Regions from separate parts of the Mus musculus genome. Here region 1 is linked to region 2. The links are chromatin loops, found by intact Hi-C in ENCODE. Cell type or tissue: left cerebral cortex. All regions are shown on one strand.

The links. Hi-C counts contacts between places; a loop is a spot of excess contacts. Peaks named below come from ENCODE experiments on the same cell type or tissue, not always from the same donor. Only the 100,000 strongest peaks of a DNase experiment are listed, where the experiment ranks them.
Region 1: a loop joins it to region 2, with 2.9 times the contacts of the local background. A loop is called at or near these places in 6 of 42 quality-filtered maps.

Annotation. Positions count from the first base shown.
Region 1 is chr2:53,720,392-53,728,391 of GRCm38, reverse strand. No RefSeq gene overlaps it. Among named protein-coding and RNA genes, the nearest start is that of Gm38481, 28 kb to the right of the region's middle. In left cerebral cortex, no CTCF peak of the experiment used is centred here; DNase peaks (open chromatin) are centred at 685, 2,580 and 3,547.
Region 2 is chr2:54,080,773-54,088,772 of GRCm38, reverse strand. It overlaps Rprm (reprimo, TP53 dependent G2 arrest mediator candidate), which reads left to right and starts at 3,221. Exons shown (of 1, transcript NM_023396.5): 1 at 3,221-4,680. The coding sequence starts at 3,469. The coding sequence ends at 3,798. In left cerebral cortex, CTCF peaks have their summits at 2,246 and 3,121 (motif pointing right); DNase peaks (open chromatin) are centred at 6,368, 6,854, 6,957, 7,465 and 5 more places; H3K4me3 peaks cover 2,411 bases; H3K27ac peaks cover 1,664 bases.

The sequences.
Region 1 (8,000 bases), 360 kb after region 2:
GCAACCCCTGTGTCAGGGTCATTCAATCCTCAAAGGGGTCATGACCCACAGTTTGAGAATCACTGTTTTAAGTTGCTAAGAGAATAGATTTTTAATTATAGTGCTATTCACCTTACATACAAAGGATTTTTATTTGTTGATTATACTTCAATATACATAGAGAAAAAGAATTAAATTGTTTGATTAAAAAATAGCAAAGTAAGAATTATAAACCCAAGTCACCTGAGTTAAGATGATCTTAATTTTAAAACGGCAAACTTAACCTAGGGGTGGCAATGCACATTTTTTTATATCAGCACTTGGAAAGCATAGACATATGCTTTTGTGACCACTATGGTCTGTATAGCAAGTTCCAGTCCAGGCAGTGTTCCATAGTGAGACTCAGTCTCAAAACAGTAAAACCAAAAGATATCCCAGTTAGGTAAAATGTAGAAATTAACTCACAAAGTCCTACTTACACTGCTGCTACTGACCTTGCCATTTTCAGTCTTTTTTCTTCAATGATTAGGAAGCAGAATCTCAGGCCCAGCAAAGGCCTTTTGTTAAGGCTGGCATGGTCCTTCTTCTAATTTCCTTCCTTGGACTCTATTCTAATCTCTAAAGGTCTTTCCAGACAGTATCCCTGGGTATAGCAATCTCTAGATTGGCCTTCGCTGGGTCCCATTTCTAGTAGACACAGAAGCAAAATAGTATGTGAAGCAATCAGTCAAGGACAGTTACACAAGGGAATTCATCTACCCCTTAAAAAAAAAAAAACTGCACAGCAATTTGCTTCTTGTGAGCTTGGCAGAATTGCTTCTTCCAGGGGGAAACACTAGAACTAGATTTGTGCTCTAACTAACAAGAAGAAAAGCTTCTGTTGCTCTTGTTTCCTCTTTAACTGACTTCAGGCACAGAGAGAAAAGAAAAGCACAGTTAATGCCAAGCTGGCTTACAAAATATCTGCTTTTTCCTGTCATTCTACAAGCTGAGGAAATCTGGTGCTCATTCCTAAATTCAAGGGAAAGAAGTAAGGTCGTTCTCCTGGAATGGTGTGGTATATTTTTAATGCCAAACTGAAGTAAAATTGGCCCCCAAAGAAGGAGAGTGAGCAAACCCCCATAGTTCCAGAAGTTGGTTTACTGCAGGACATAGGTATCTGTGGAACATCACAGTCCCCAGAATTTTACCAGTTGGAAGAGATCTATCACTACTCTGTCATTGTTTCTGGGATCTCAACGCAGACTGCTTGTATTCTTTACTTCAGTATCCCACAAGGTGTTCCGGTTTTTATTTCTTTGCTCTGGCCAAAAGCAACATATTGCTCTGATGTATAGGAACATATGTGGCTTATAATTCAAAAGTTCAGGCCATCATTTTTGGAATGTCAAAGCAGTTAGTCCCTCTGTATCCAAGGTCAAGAACAAAAGAAGAATAAATGTATCCTTGCTTTCTCTCAAGTAGCTTGTTCTCTCTTATACTGTTCAGGGCTGCCTGCCTAGAAAAAAATGGTGCCTCCCAATTGGCCTGGGTTTTTCAATAGCAATTAACAACACAGACAGTCGCCCACACCAAAATTAACTAGAGTCAAGTCTACATAGTTCAGTGGACTTATATACAACAAGAATTTGTACTCAAAATGTTGTAAAGCATCCTGGATATCAAATATGTTCTCACCACCACCCAGCAAACATACACACATTCTACACATGACAATTAGAACTAAAATACAATTAGCTTTGTATTCTCTTTCATATCTTGTGTGATCTTTTATTTATTTACAAGTATTTTAGTAAATTTTAATTTTTAAAAAGCTAACCTCCCAGAGAATTGATCCCAGTCTAATTTGACCTAGACAACTATTGCAGGTGCCAACAAGAGCTTGCTGACAGGAGCCTGATATAGCTGTCTCCTGAGAGGCTCTACCAGTGCCTGACAAATACAGAAGTAGATGCTCACAGTCATCCATTGAACGGAGCACAGTGTCCCTAACAAAGGAGCTAGAGGAAGGACCCAAAGAGCTGAAGGGGTTTGCAGCCCCATAGGAGGAACATCAATATGAACTAACAAGTACCCCCAGAGATCCATGGGACTAAACCACCAATCAAAGAAAACATATGGTGGGGCTGATGGCTCTAGCTGTAAATGTAGCAGAGGATGGCCTAGTTGGTCATCAATGGGAGTAGAGGCCCTAGGTTCTATAAGGTTCTATGCCCCAGTATAGGGGAATGTCAGGGCTAGGAATGGGAATGGGTGGGTTGGGGAGAAGGGGAATGGGGACGGGATAGGGGATTTTTGAAGGGGAGACTAGGAAAGGGGATAACATTTGAAATGTAAATAAAGAAGATATCTAAAAAATTTTTAAAAGAAAAAAAAACTCCCTTTTTAAAATGCGATTCTGGGTTGTGTCAGGTTGACAGTTAAAACTAACCAGCACAAAAGCCTATCAAGGAGTGTTCTCACCTGAGCTTCCGGTCCTATGGAAGCTAGTATGGCTGGTGGAACAATTCAACTCCTGGTATCTTATGTCCTTAACACCCCAGGAATCTTGAGTCTCTTGCCATGTGGACCTTCCCACATAGACAGCCCACAGTGTTCAGTGTGCTTTTGAAAATCTATCAAGAGAATCTCTGAGGCAAACCTGCTAAGAAGGCACCCTTCTGAAAGATAAAATAAGAATGGAAATGACACCTTTTCACCTTAGCTGTTGTCCATAGATTAGAAGCAACGCCATAATTCCAACCACACTGATGCTACCTAGGAGTCTGTCTGGCATATGTGATATTTCAGGAAATTAGTTGAGAATCTTTAGGCTTCTAGGTATTAGAATTAGAAAGAAGTTCTCATCCTGTGGGTCTGGACCTGTTTGGTGGTCAAGTGACCCCTTCACCGAGGTCAGATATCAGATAGCATGTGCATCACATATTTACATTATGATTCATAGCAATAGTCGAATGACAGTTATGAGATAGCAATAAATTTTATGGTTTGGGGTCACCACAACATGAGGAACACATTAAAGAGTCACAGCATTAGGGAAGTTGAGAACCACTAGATTAGAGCATGGCATTTATATATTCTCTAAAATTATAGCCAGGAGTATTCCAATTTTAGATTACTGTGTTAAAACATTGGGAATTTGGTATTACTTTAACTTTAATCTCCTTGTATTTCATTTTCTCTGAGGCCACTTGGTAGGAAAACAGTTGAAGAATATGCTTGGCCAACCCTGATATGTAGCCCAATGGTAGAAAGCCTACTTACAATGTGTAACATTCTGAATTTTATTCCCAGGCTTACCTTACCCCAGCAAGGGGGAAAAATGGCCACAGGTTTGACAAAAACATCTTTTATTTTCTACTTTTGTTTGTCTCTGCTTCCTGCCTTGAATAGGACTGGATTTCTTTGAACCAAACCTAAATATATTCACATTGCAAAAGTCTCTTCTTCTCATGGTCTTGTGAACTCTCATTTAGCATTTCCACATTAGTCACAGAGAATGTGAGTCACCAGAATAGCTAATAAATACAACCTATGCAAAGCAGCTCACATTTCTATCAAAGTAAAAGAGAATGCCAGGCTCCGGGTTTCTACAATTAGTGCATATTATGTGTTTGTAAGCCCAGCATCTCAAATGAAAGTGGTTGCCAGAGAAAAGACTGAATGAAAATGTTTGCTTACCAAGAAGATAATTCTAAATTTTAATTATGACCAATTTGCTTCTTCATAAGACTAAAATAATTCTTCAAGAGACTTTTAAACATGCTGGCAAAAATAAATTTGGTTGTTAGTAACAGTTTATTGGTATAGCTATTTCAAGGAGTGTTTCGACTTAAGAAGCAAGAGAATAAATGAGTTTTAAAGGAGAAAAATATTTACCAAGCAAAGACTATCCCACTGCCATACTTATCAGGTAAGTGTAAGAGGAAACGTATTATGTTTTCTTCCCTTCAATAATGAAAATATAAAAGAATTCTCAGCTTTCAACAGTGTCTTATAATGAAATAAAACAGCATTTACATTAAATTTACTAAGTACTATTGGCAATATCCATGACAATATAAATCCTTCTACCAAAGGCTATATGTTATTACTGTCCTTAAAGGCTGCTTAGTAATCCTAATGTAGAGACAAAAGGAATTATTCTGGGCTCACAAGCAGATCAGCAGGTATCCATGATCCCTCATCACTGAGCACATACTCAAAACATCTTTGCCACTCATATATGTCACAGATCAAAGGGTTTGAAAGAGCTACATTCGTGACACTGTAGAGAAACAAGCACTCTCCTACTCTAAGTGTTGAAATTGAGGACAATATTACCAGGCAACTTGGTAATGTTCATCACAACATTAAGATATAAAAATAAGGAGCCATTAAAAATAAGTGTAAAATTCTGTTATACAAAATAACTAAGTTCTGGGGACTAGTGGATAATGCAGAGGACCTGTAGTAGATAATCCAGTACTGGGCATTTTGAAATACATTAAGAGCATCAATCTCATGTTGCTGTTCTTAGCAAACATCCCACAGAAGAACATGGGAAAATTTGGGGTGACAATAGATCTCCATAGAGCTTTGTCATGGTGGTTGATAGGCACACACTTGCCCAAATATGTACATTCACTGTGTACAAGTCCTTCTTACACGCGTTCGCGACCGGCCAGGAAAGACGCAACAAACCGGAATCTTCTGCGGCAAAACCTTTATTGCTTACATCTTCAGGAGCAAGAGAGAGAATGGCGAAACCCAGTCCCTTTTTAAGGAGAATTATCCTCCGCCTAGGACGTGTCACTCCCTGATTGGCTGCAGCCCATTGGCTGAGTTGTCGTCACGGGGAAGGAAGAGCACATGGAGTGGAGAACTACTCTTGGCACATGCGCAGATTATTTGTTTACCACTTAGAACACAGGATGTCAGCACCATCTTGTAACCGCAAATGTGAGGGCGGCTCCCCACAAGTCCTCATATGTCAAATTCATGTCAGTAGAGCTAATTTAATTAAAATATCAATCAACACAGACCTGACATTTCTGGGCATATGTGTACTTGTAATAATGTGCAAAATTACACAGAAACAGTAATGCTTATTATATTTGTATATTACTTTTTATAACACAAGATGGAAAAGGCAATACACAGCTGTGTGTATCCAATGCTCCCACCTGCATAAACTGGTACTCATGTGTGTTTATGGATATTCTCCTCTCTGGAAGGAAAAACAAGAACTTTTGATCACTGTTGTCTCTAGAAAGGGAAGTAGAAACAGAGACACACATGTGACTTTTTCAACATGACAATCTCAGGTCCTAGCTGCAATTTTTATCATCTCATTTTTTAATGGGAAAATAGAAGTAAATATAAACAAAATACAAATAAAATGTGTATGTACTATAAGTAAAATAAATACAACTTTGAAAAAGTAGTAAATGCAAATAAAAATTAAGCTGATTTTGTCTGAACCCATCAGATACTCTGAAAGTCATATTCTAATTATAATTATGGAATTGCTTTGGCTTCTCAGCCTGACTGCACTTCAAGTAATGTCTTTAAGTGACAAAGTAAATGGTGGGACAGTTGCTACTCAGAATGTTAATCCCTTTCCCTGGCATTTCTAGCAGTTATGATGCTTTGGGAGCTTCTTTCAGTCTACAGCATCCTCAAGAAAACCAGCTGCCAGGCTCAGGGTCGACCTCTAGGTGAAAACACTGTGCTTCTCAGGTTAAAAGAAGGTAGAATTGAACACAAGGAGGGCATCACATTGCTGTTGGCACTCAGAAGTCGTTTAACAGGAACGAGCTCAAACTATAATTAGAGACACATCCTCCTCTGGAATCTAGCCCTGTAAATGGAGTTCCCACCCCTCATCAAGGAAGCTTCTCTTTGAAACTAATAGAAAGAATTACAGAAAGTCATAGCAAATCAAAGTAAAGAGTTGTAGAATCTGGTCCCAGTTGATACATCTATAACACAGCTCTTTCACCTAATGTTCAGGGATCATTGCAGAAGAGGAGATGTAAACATTGCAAGAGCCAGAGGAAAAGGGAGTTTGCTGTAAGATTGTGTCTCCTAGAAATGTTAGAAGCTACTGTACAAAGTCTCACCAATGTGACTGCCTAAAGATGATCTGAATAAGGAAGACAGCAACAGATATACTAACATGGAAGAGGGAAAGCTCCTGAAAGCTCAACCTGACAAAGAACTATAGACAACAAAGGACTGCTGGAAGTGGGAAAAATATCCTTCCCAAGGAAGAGCACAGCAACTGGTTACCTAATACCAAATAGCCAGCCCTGCAAGCATATATATTCAATTCACATTATATAGATGGAGCAGATTCTATTTATATGCTTAGTAGTACATAGGATCTCAGTCCATATAACTAAAGAAAAAGGAACCATGAGCTTCAAGGAGAGTAGGATTTGGAGAAATACAAGGGGAGGGAAAATAATATGATTATATTATATTCTCAAGAGATTAAGAACACATGATTGGAGTAGCTACCCTGCTTCTCTATATACAAGCCCAGGAACTGCAAACCAGGACTCCCAGGACTCAAATGTCAAGAATGAGCCAAAACCCATCCCCAATTGCCACACACACCCTCCTAGTTAGGTCTACTCATCTAGTGGAAAATCGATTGAGACTACCCCTTGGTGGTAGTTACAAAATATATTTCTCCTAAATCATGTAGGCCTTGAACAAACAAAATGTTTATTATGAAGACAGTTAAATTTCCCAGGGGTTACAAGTAGTCCATTTTGCCTCTTGGCTAAGCATTGGTCTCAGAATGGCAGCACAAAGGAGGCTCACATAGAAAAGACAATAATTGTATAAGAGTTTATATTTTTGATGAAACTGTCCCTGCAGGCAAATATGTTTTTGCCGCATTCCCATTTAAAGGCTAAAATATTATGCTACTCAGTGCTACCTGGCCCAATAGGTCAGCTGCCATTGATTTTATGGATTGACGTCATCTCGGCATACTCAGAGTCACCAAAAGCACAGAGGATTGCTTTGTTTTCTAAACCCTATAAGTCTTTAGGAAGAATTTGAAACTCATGGTGAAAATGGGTTGACTCAAGTTCTGACATTCTCATTAGACACGCCAGTTTTCTGAATTTGGTGGGCAAGCATGGTGACTGAGGCTACAGGTAGGATATAATTTTAAAATTCTTGGCAGAAAAGATAGCTTGGTGGGCAAAAGTGCCTGCTGTGCATGAGTAAAAACCTGAATATGAATCCCAGGACCCAAGGTAAAAAGGGGGGAAGAGCTGTGTAAGCTTATAATCTCAGCACAACAGGTAGATTCTACCTTCAGATTCAACAAATCACCACCAATCAGTTTTAGACTCTGTCCAACCAATCATCAGCTCATGAAGATGGAAAATCACCCTTTCCTATAACTCCTTCCATCTTCGTAGATAGTTAAGCGTCACAAAATGACTCTACCTAGGAATTGAAATAAAAGATAAAATTAATTGATGCAAAGAATCGAAGTCTCCAACCATTCTAGGCAAAAGTGGGAACTGACAAGTCTTATTAGGATTTATAACTCCTGTAACATCTGAGCCCAGTCCTCTCTAACCTTATTGGCTCATTTCCTCCCTTTTGTTTTGCTACAGCCTCTTGCTATACTGCTGCCCTTACACAGCAGGTAAATATTTTAAAATGACCCATGATAAAAGAGGGAGAGAGAGAGAGAGAGAGAGACAGAGAGAGAGGGAGAGACAGAGACAGAGAGAGAGACAGAGAGAGAGAGAGACAGAGACAGAGACAGAGACAGAGACAGAGACAAAGAGAGAGAGAGATTATGTCGGACATCTCCATTTGTTTTCTCTTTTTGAAAAACTGTTTTTTCCAATAGTCTTAACTGATGATTATGCTCTTTTTTTTAAGTCTGACTCCAATATCACTACAATATCACTGTCTTATTTATTATATACTCCCTTGCCTGAGCATAATTTTTATCTACTTTTCACATTGCTGTATCTTATACACCTTAAATGATACATATTTAG
Region 2 (8,000 bases):
AAGTGGTAGAACGCTTTAATTTGGGCCTGGCTTACAGGTTCAGAGGTTCATTCTAGTATCATCAAGGTGGGATCATGGCAGCATTCAGACAGACGTGGTGCAGAAGGAGCTGAGAGTTCTACATCATCATCATCTAAAGGCTCATAGAAGAAGACTAGCTTCCAGTCAGCTAGAATGAGGGTATTAAAGCCCATCCCCACAGTGACACACCTACTCCAAGAAGGCCACACCTCCTAATAGTACCGCTCCCTGGGCCAAGCATATACAAACCATCACAGTATCGCTATTGATATAAATAAATAAAGAAGTGAAAGTATGGGAAAAGTGTTCATTCTGCGAGGGGATTTGAGGGTCAGTCTAAAGCTTAGGTGTTTACCTTTCATCGTGTGTTTTGGTGGCTGGGGGACTTTGACTGCTTCATTTTGGCTTCTTGGTTTTTAGACATTGAGTCTGTTACTATGAATGACTCCCGTGTATGGGCTCTTCTCTTGTATCTTACTTAGACTGTGGAAAACAGTGTAATTTATTTAAGAAAAATGCTTGCCCCAAGGCAATAAACATCCTTTTAGTGTCTGATACACTGTTTAAATGTCTACTGCATATTTTCATAATGCACAAAGCATCAAGGAAAAATGATTTGGGTACTGAGAGTGTCTGGTCTTCCCTCAAGGCTATCCAAAGTACAGACTATAACTGCCATCAACACTGGCCTAGTATGTCCTGGGAGAATTTGTTGCATGCTACTGATGTACATTTCAGAAAGAGTTAGCAAGTGATTCTGTCCTTGCACACTATTTGAAATATTAATCATTTAGCTCTCAAATACACACACTTACATCACCAAAGCTGAAGTAGTAATAGATATATACAAATGAGTTATTCTAGGTATCAAAACCTTTCCATTAAGGTGAATTATTGCTGCACAATGATGGCACACACCTTTAATCCCAGCAGTAGAAAGGCAGAGGTAGGTGGAACTCCGTGAGTTCGAGGCTGGCCTGGTCTATAGATAGAGTTCCAGGACACGCAGAGCTACATGAGAAACTTTGCCTTGGGGGGAAAAAAGTGAAGCACCAGTCCATCTCGCAGCCAAATCATCATTTATTTCCCTGGAAATCAAGTTCTGTTATATGGGCATTTCCTAAACATTGCTATGCTACAGCCCCTAATACTTTCCACCAAACAGGTAAAGGGATGGGCTTTACTCTGCGGGGAAACTCTACACCGAAAATAGGAAAAAGAAACAAAAACATGACTCTAGGGATTGTTGTTTTTCTTCTTCTTTGGGGGGGAGGGGGCTGTTTTGTTTTGTTTGATAGAAAGAAAGAAAATTTCTAGTTAGCCCAGACTTCTTTAGTGCTAATAGGAAGTGACAGAGCAAGCTTTGTGCTAACTGGATTTGTAGTTCATTTCTATTTAACTACTCAATTTTACTGAACAAAATCCTAGGGCTGGGGAATCAAAGGAACAACACCATGGACCTGGGCTGTCTTATGAGGAGAGGCTTTGCCTTCTATGTCCGGGGTTTGTGTCAGTTACAGCTGAAAGAAAGAAAAGAAAATCTGTGCTCCCCAACTTCTTCTGATGATATTTTCTCAAATATGAGGTCTGGCTTTATGATCCATTAATAATAGATTTGACATATATATGAATTATATATAGAATTTATATATAGTATATGATTTTATATGTTGTATACAATATACTATACATATAAATGTATACATATATACATATACATATATACATATGTATATATATGTAAACTAGAGCAACTAAGCCACGGAAAGTATGGCTAAGTCCTGGGAGCCTGGTTCTTTGCTGTTCACACCTCTCTATTCTCAGTAATAAAAGAATCTAGACAGCTAGAAGAAACTGAAACTTCAAAAAAAAAAAAAAACTTGCCTAAAAGGCTCTCCTTTGTGCTTGAGGGATGGCAGCACGTTACAAGGATGCCAATAATGCCAGTACATTCAGAGGATCTGAATGTGGAATGAGTGATTCTTACAGAGGGAATTTAACAAGCAAGCATGGTGTAATTAGAAGGCTCTGTGCATGCCTATCATCACCAAAGTCAGGATTCTAAGGCTTTGATTGACCGATTCAAGGGACAGGAGAAAAGGGAAGGAGAAGAGAGGATCCTGTATCTTCTGGAGTCTAAAACAAAGTAGAAGTGGCCTGTGTGTAAGGCTCCTCTGGTAGCACTTATACCCAACAGCCACTATGGACTGAGTGTCTGCAGCTCCCCGAAATGCCTGCAGATTGCCTTGTGGTGAGGAAGGCAGGGTGGGTGGGAGCAACAGCTTCTGGAGGGAGGCGCCCAGCTGCTGGCCGACATTCTAGCTGATGGATGTAGATGAGCAATTCCCTTAAACCACTGATTTTCTGCCAAGGACAGAAAACACTGGAAGCTCATCCAAAAACTCCTCCGCAATTAAAGTGGCAATGAAGTGGTTGGTCACTCTGCCCACCTCCCTTAACAGAGAGGTGACCCTGTTCTTGGTAACCACCTCCACACACAAACCACAAAGAGAGCAAGCACCTCCTTAGACCTGCGCCTTGCCTGGGCCTCACAGCTCACTACAAACCCCGCTTTACTACACACGTAAGAGCTTTCCAAGTAGGGTGCGGACGTAGCTCTTTTATGATTTCTAAGGTTTTCCTCCATTCTCCCTTCCTTAAAACAACAATAACATCAGCAACACCCCCTACTTAAAAAAAAAAAAAAACGGGGGTGGGGGTGGGGAGAGAAGAAATTCCCAGTCTTCCCACCTGCCTTGTCTTCCAATACTCCACCAGAAAGCTTACAAGAACAGGCAGCAGCCAAACACAGGCAGCAGGCCAGTACCTTGACCAGCGCCATCTGGTACCTGTCCACCTTACATCTGCTCAGAGGTGATAGGGTGGCTTCGAAGGACACACTTAAGAGAGGGTGTGATCCGGGTCCTCTGCAACTTTCAGCCTTTCTCTCCAAGTTCTTTACTTGCTCTTCAGATCAGGAGTGCATAGTGAACCCTGCCTAGCCCTTGGAAATGCAGAAGGCACAAAGCCTGCTGCTAGGTTAGCTCCTATCTTAGCCGCCCCTCTAAGCCGAGCGGGCGCAGCAAGGCTCTATCACCAGCAGGGGCCGCTGTTCGCTTGGAGCAGGAGCCGGGCCACCGCCAAGGCCCGCGCCTCCCACGGCCCCTCCGGCCCAACCCGCCAAGTTCCAAGAGCTCCCAGTCGTGCGAGCGCCGGGAACGAGCACTGCCTGGGCAGAACACAGCGCACAGGAGCCAGCTTGCGGCGCGCCCTGAAGAGGTTCTTGAGACACTTACGGACCTGGGACTTTGAAAGGGAGACTGAGGAGCCCTGCGCGCACAAGTGATCAAGCCAGCGCTCCGCCGGGCACCTGTTCGTCCCGCGCTACAGCCACTCTGGTCCCCACCCCTCCGATCCTCGCCTTCCCGGCTCCCGCTTGCTCTCGTGATGAATTCAGTGCTGGGCAACCAGACCGACGTGGCTGGCCTGTTCCTGGTCAACAGTAGCGAGGCGCTGGAGCGCGCGGTGCGCTGCTGCACCCAGGCGTCGGTGGTGACCGACGATGGCTTCGCCGAGGGAGGCCCCGACGAGCGCAGCCTGTACATCATGCGTGTGGTGCAGATCGCAGTCATGTGTGTGCTCTCGCTCACTGTGGTTTTTGGCATCTTCTTCCTTGGCTGCAACCTGCTCATCAAGTCCGAAGGCATGATCAACTTCCTAGTGAAGGACCGGAGGCCGTCTAAAGAGGTGGAGGCAGTGGTCGTGGGACCCTACTGAGTGGCCCTCGGGTCCCCCTCGGCGGGTGCCTCCCTTCTGGCACCTCCAGTACTCCGCCAGCCGCGATGCACCCCTCACCATCACGGACCGAGCAACGCAAACCTGTCGGAGTCAGTTTTTTTCTCTTGACTTCTGCCTTTGGGGAAAAAGTGACCGATTTCTGATAGCTCTTCGAAAGGCCCCAAGCAAGACTGTACAGGAGGAGCGCCCAGACTTCGGGATACAGCAGCAGGTGGCAAAAGCAGGGCGCAGAACTTTGGGAGTGGCTGCTGGCGTGGGATACTGGGAGATGAACCAGGCGGCGAAGGCCCCTTTCCACCTGCAGGTGGGCTCAGCACTGGGGACAGCTTGAGAGGCCGAGCAAGGCGGGGTGTGGATGGGTGTGTATTCAGAGGCCCAGTGACCGGAAAAAGTGACTGTTTATTCGCCACGCTGCAGACCTAATTGGGAAGGAACATAGATGCGTGTGGGTTTTGCGACCTACTAAGAGAGTGAAACTTTGATCGATAGTAACCTGTGGTTTTAGGGGATTTGTGTTAGTTTGCTTGAATACAAATATTTGATAAGTCTTTTGTGTCCTAGTGGCCTGTTTGCCTGCCTGCGGGTTAGAGTTTTTTGTCATTCTGGGAGAACGGGTGGGGGGAGGGGAGTCTGAGACTGTGAATGGGGTAAGTGCTTTCTTTTAGTGCATTTCCAGCTGGGTCTTTATGGGAGGCTAGCGCTCCAGCTACGCCCGGGACAAAGATCCAGAGTAGAATTCTTAGCTCCTGTCTGCACGGTTTACGCCACAAAAGTGCTCTTGATATCCGTGACACCGTTTGACTCTTTTTCTTATTTAACATTTCCTTAATAAATGCAACATTTAAGTGTTTTGTTTCTGGCTTCCTGGTAGTCATTCTGTTCTCCTGGAGGAGGGGAAGGTCGGCTGCGCAGCTTCTGGGTCCCAGCCAGAAGGTTTCGCCTGGCCATAGCTGCGATTCTACTTCATAGATCCTTAGATCCATGGAGGGGAGGAGGGGCTGGACAGAGAGCCCAGGGATTTGTGACACACACGAAGCCCCAGGCATAAAAGCCATCTCGAAAACAGCGGCCTTTGTTTTCTCGCATATTTATGATTTAAAATTTCATTTCGTTTCGAATGTCAGGTAGGTTCTCGCGGGAAATTACACTTCCGTGCCAGGCTCCTCGGGGAACTCTAGGTTACCCCGCTAATGAAAGGAGGAGACAGCCAAGCCAGTCTTTAGGGAGAGCATCTTTTCCCCTACCCACGTCAGCAGGAAGGCAAGGGGATGTTGCCCCAGAAAAAGAAAAGTACAGATTCCCAGGAAAAGTAGTGGTCAAAGTTCTCAATACCAGCCAGGGTAAGCATTGTCTCCAAGTCAGAAGGGCTTAGTTGTTTTTGACGTATTATGGTTTCTAGAGAAAGGAAGATAAGCGAGCGTGAAGCAATGAGAAATGTTTGAGGTGATGAATTAATCATGGGTACATGTATTAAAGCATTATATTGTGTCCTGTTAACATATGCAGTCCATCAATTAAGTAAAAATAACACACACACACACACACACACACACACACACACACACACACACAGAGAGAGAGAGAGAGAGAGAGAGAGAGAGAGAGAGAGAGACTCCAAACATCTGTCTTCATCTTAAGTCAGCCATCCATTGGCCTGGGCCAAGCAGAGGGCTCAAAGGAGTTAGCTGCAGACTACTACAAACCAAACTAGAACACATGGCTGGCATGGCTATAGATTAGATGGGGGCCACACAGACACATTTAGGGCCCAGAAACTGAACAATGTTAAAAAGAAGGGCCTAGGAAACATCCTAAAGGTTCCAATAGTTTGAAGTTCAAACGAACAAAGGTTTGAGAGGTTTTTCTTCCTGTCTTATTTTCTACCAGGATACTGTAATAATAATAATAATTAAAAAATGCAAAGACTTCAGAATCTGCTATAGTACCAGGAAACAGAAATACAATGTCCCATTTGTACAGAAAGAAATGGTACAACTTACACTACATGGCCTGTACTTCAAAGGCTCCTGGGTTCCTCTCAGAGTCAACCTTGCTAGAAATTGTAGCCTAGGGTTTTCTGGGTTTTAATGTTAACAGTGTAAAAGATAAGTGAACTAAGTGAACACACATTTATACACACACACACACATAGACACACACACACACACACACACACACACACACACACACACAGAGAGAGAGAGAGAGAGAGAGAGAGAGAGAGAGAGAGAGAGAGGAGTTCGTTCTGTTTAGACTTTTTTTTTTACAGAGAAGGTTTGATTGTTTCTTTTCTTGTGTAGTGGGGTCAACAGTCAACAGGTAGGAAGGAGGACACGTTCCGTTTGTGAACACGTGGGAGAGGAAATGAGACAGACATCTTATTTTGTAGACAGTTTCTGTGGCACCAAGTGAATCTGCTGCCTCTGTGTTTCAGAGGAAAACAAAACGCTGAGATGAGTTTATCTTGTAACAAGGCAGGCATCTCACACTTAACTCCTGTGTGTTTGCAGCTGTAGCGCCCACTGAAGGTCTGTCTGTCCAGGGGATTCATGAGCTCACCACAGTACGCTCAGGGTTCTGGAGATAAGGACTTGCACTGAAAACACATCTGCCAGAGGCCCTATAAATCTTTCTTTATAGCCTGATGTGTGCAAAATGCATGCTCACAGCTAGCTCCGGGGAGTGGGCAGGAATTAACCCTTCAAGGCAATATATGAAATTCTTCACATGGAGCAGGTATTTCTTGAAAACAAAAGTCCTACAAATGGAGAAAATAGCCCTCGTATAATAGAAGGCATCCAAGATCACCTCTGCCTTCCTCTTCTTAATATTTCTTTACTCTTCTTACATATTCCCTATACCTCAGCAGGCCATACACTTTCATCTCTCCACCCGTATTTGTTCTTCGCTCTATGGGAACTGTGACTGTGAGATAAGACGGAACCTGTAAATGTTAGTGCTTAACTAGAGTGGCTATGGGAGCAGAGTGCTGGGATTTAAGATCAGTGCATTTCTTGGAAATGCGTCCTGAAATACAGAGCTCTGGAGACAGTTCCATGCCAACAACCCTTCTCTTCAGGTCACATCCATCTGTTACTTAGAGATGCCAAGTGGTTCTGGTTTTCATAGGTGAAGCTAGAAGCTTTTTACACACCCTCTTCCCTGGTGGCCACACAGCAACCGCTTTCCCAGGTCCACTCCACTCCTCCTACTCAGTCTTCGAATCTCTGTGCTTTTCATTCGAACAAACACATTAAATGAAACTTTTAGTCCTGCCCAGAGTTTATGGTGTGATTTTCTTTTCTTACCAAGAAGCTTTCAGAAAAATAGGTTTTGAACCATATTCTCCATTTCACCTAAGAAATCAATGTTAGCCTAAGGAGACTAGGAATTGAGAGGGTAAATACAGACAAGATTATATTCCGTCCCAGGCTTATATCTACAATGTGGTCAGAAATGATGGAGAGATAACGGGTAGGGGGCGTGATGCCACTCAGTTTTCTGTAAAGAGCTTCCTTGATCTGTTCAGCCCAAGGGGGACTTACCTGGTAAGTCCCAAAGCCTTTCTAGAACTACAGCAGGAGAGAGCAGGTTTCATGACATAGAGCTGGCAGGTGCACAGACTATCAGGCTAGACAGATAGTCACTGACACTTCTAAGCCTAATTTAGTCGTCTCCACAGAAGCAGCCTCTCCTAGCTGATGCATTTTATTTTTCTAGGGTCTGAAGATGGATCAAGGACTTAAGTGCTGGTTACCTTGAGGGAATTCAGAGCATAGGTGACCCTGCTGTGCTGGGGTTGAAGTCATGGTTGTTCTAGTGAATAATCCATGACTCCTGACGGCCAATCTACTTGGTTTCTCAGTGGCCCTGAGTCAATGTGTGCCTTCTTGTCTTATTCAAGGAAGGGTTAGAACTTTGGGCTCATGTTGGTTTCTCAGCTGCTGGGTGGCCTCAAGGAGGGTTGATTCTAGAGGGATATTGCAATTCTTTTGAATTAATTTGCTCAACATTTTCACGATGTTTTATAAATCTCAGATATGTGTGTTAAAGTACGTCTTGTTTTCTAGCTTGGTGCTTTCAGAACTTCTTTTCTCCCCTAAACCAAGTGCTTATCCACTTGAGGCATGATATTTTAAATAATCAAGGAAAAATTCAAACAGTTCAATAGAAGTACACAG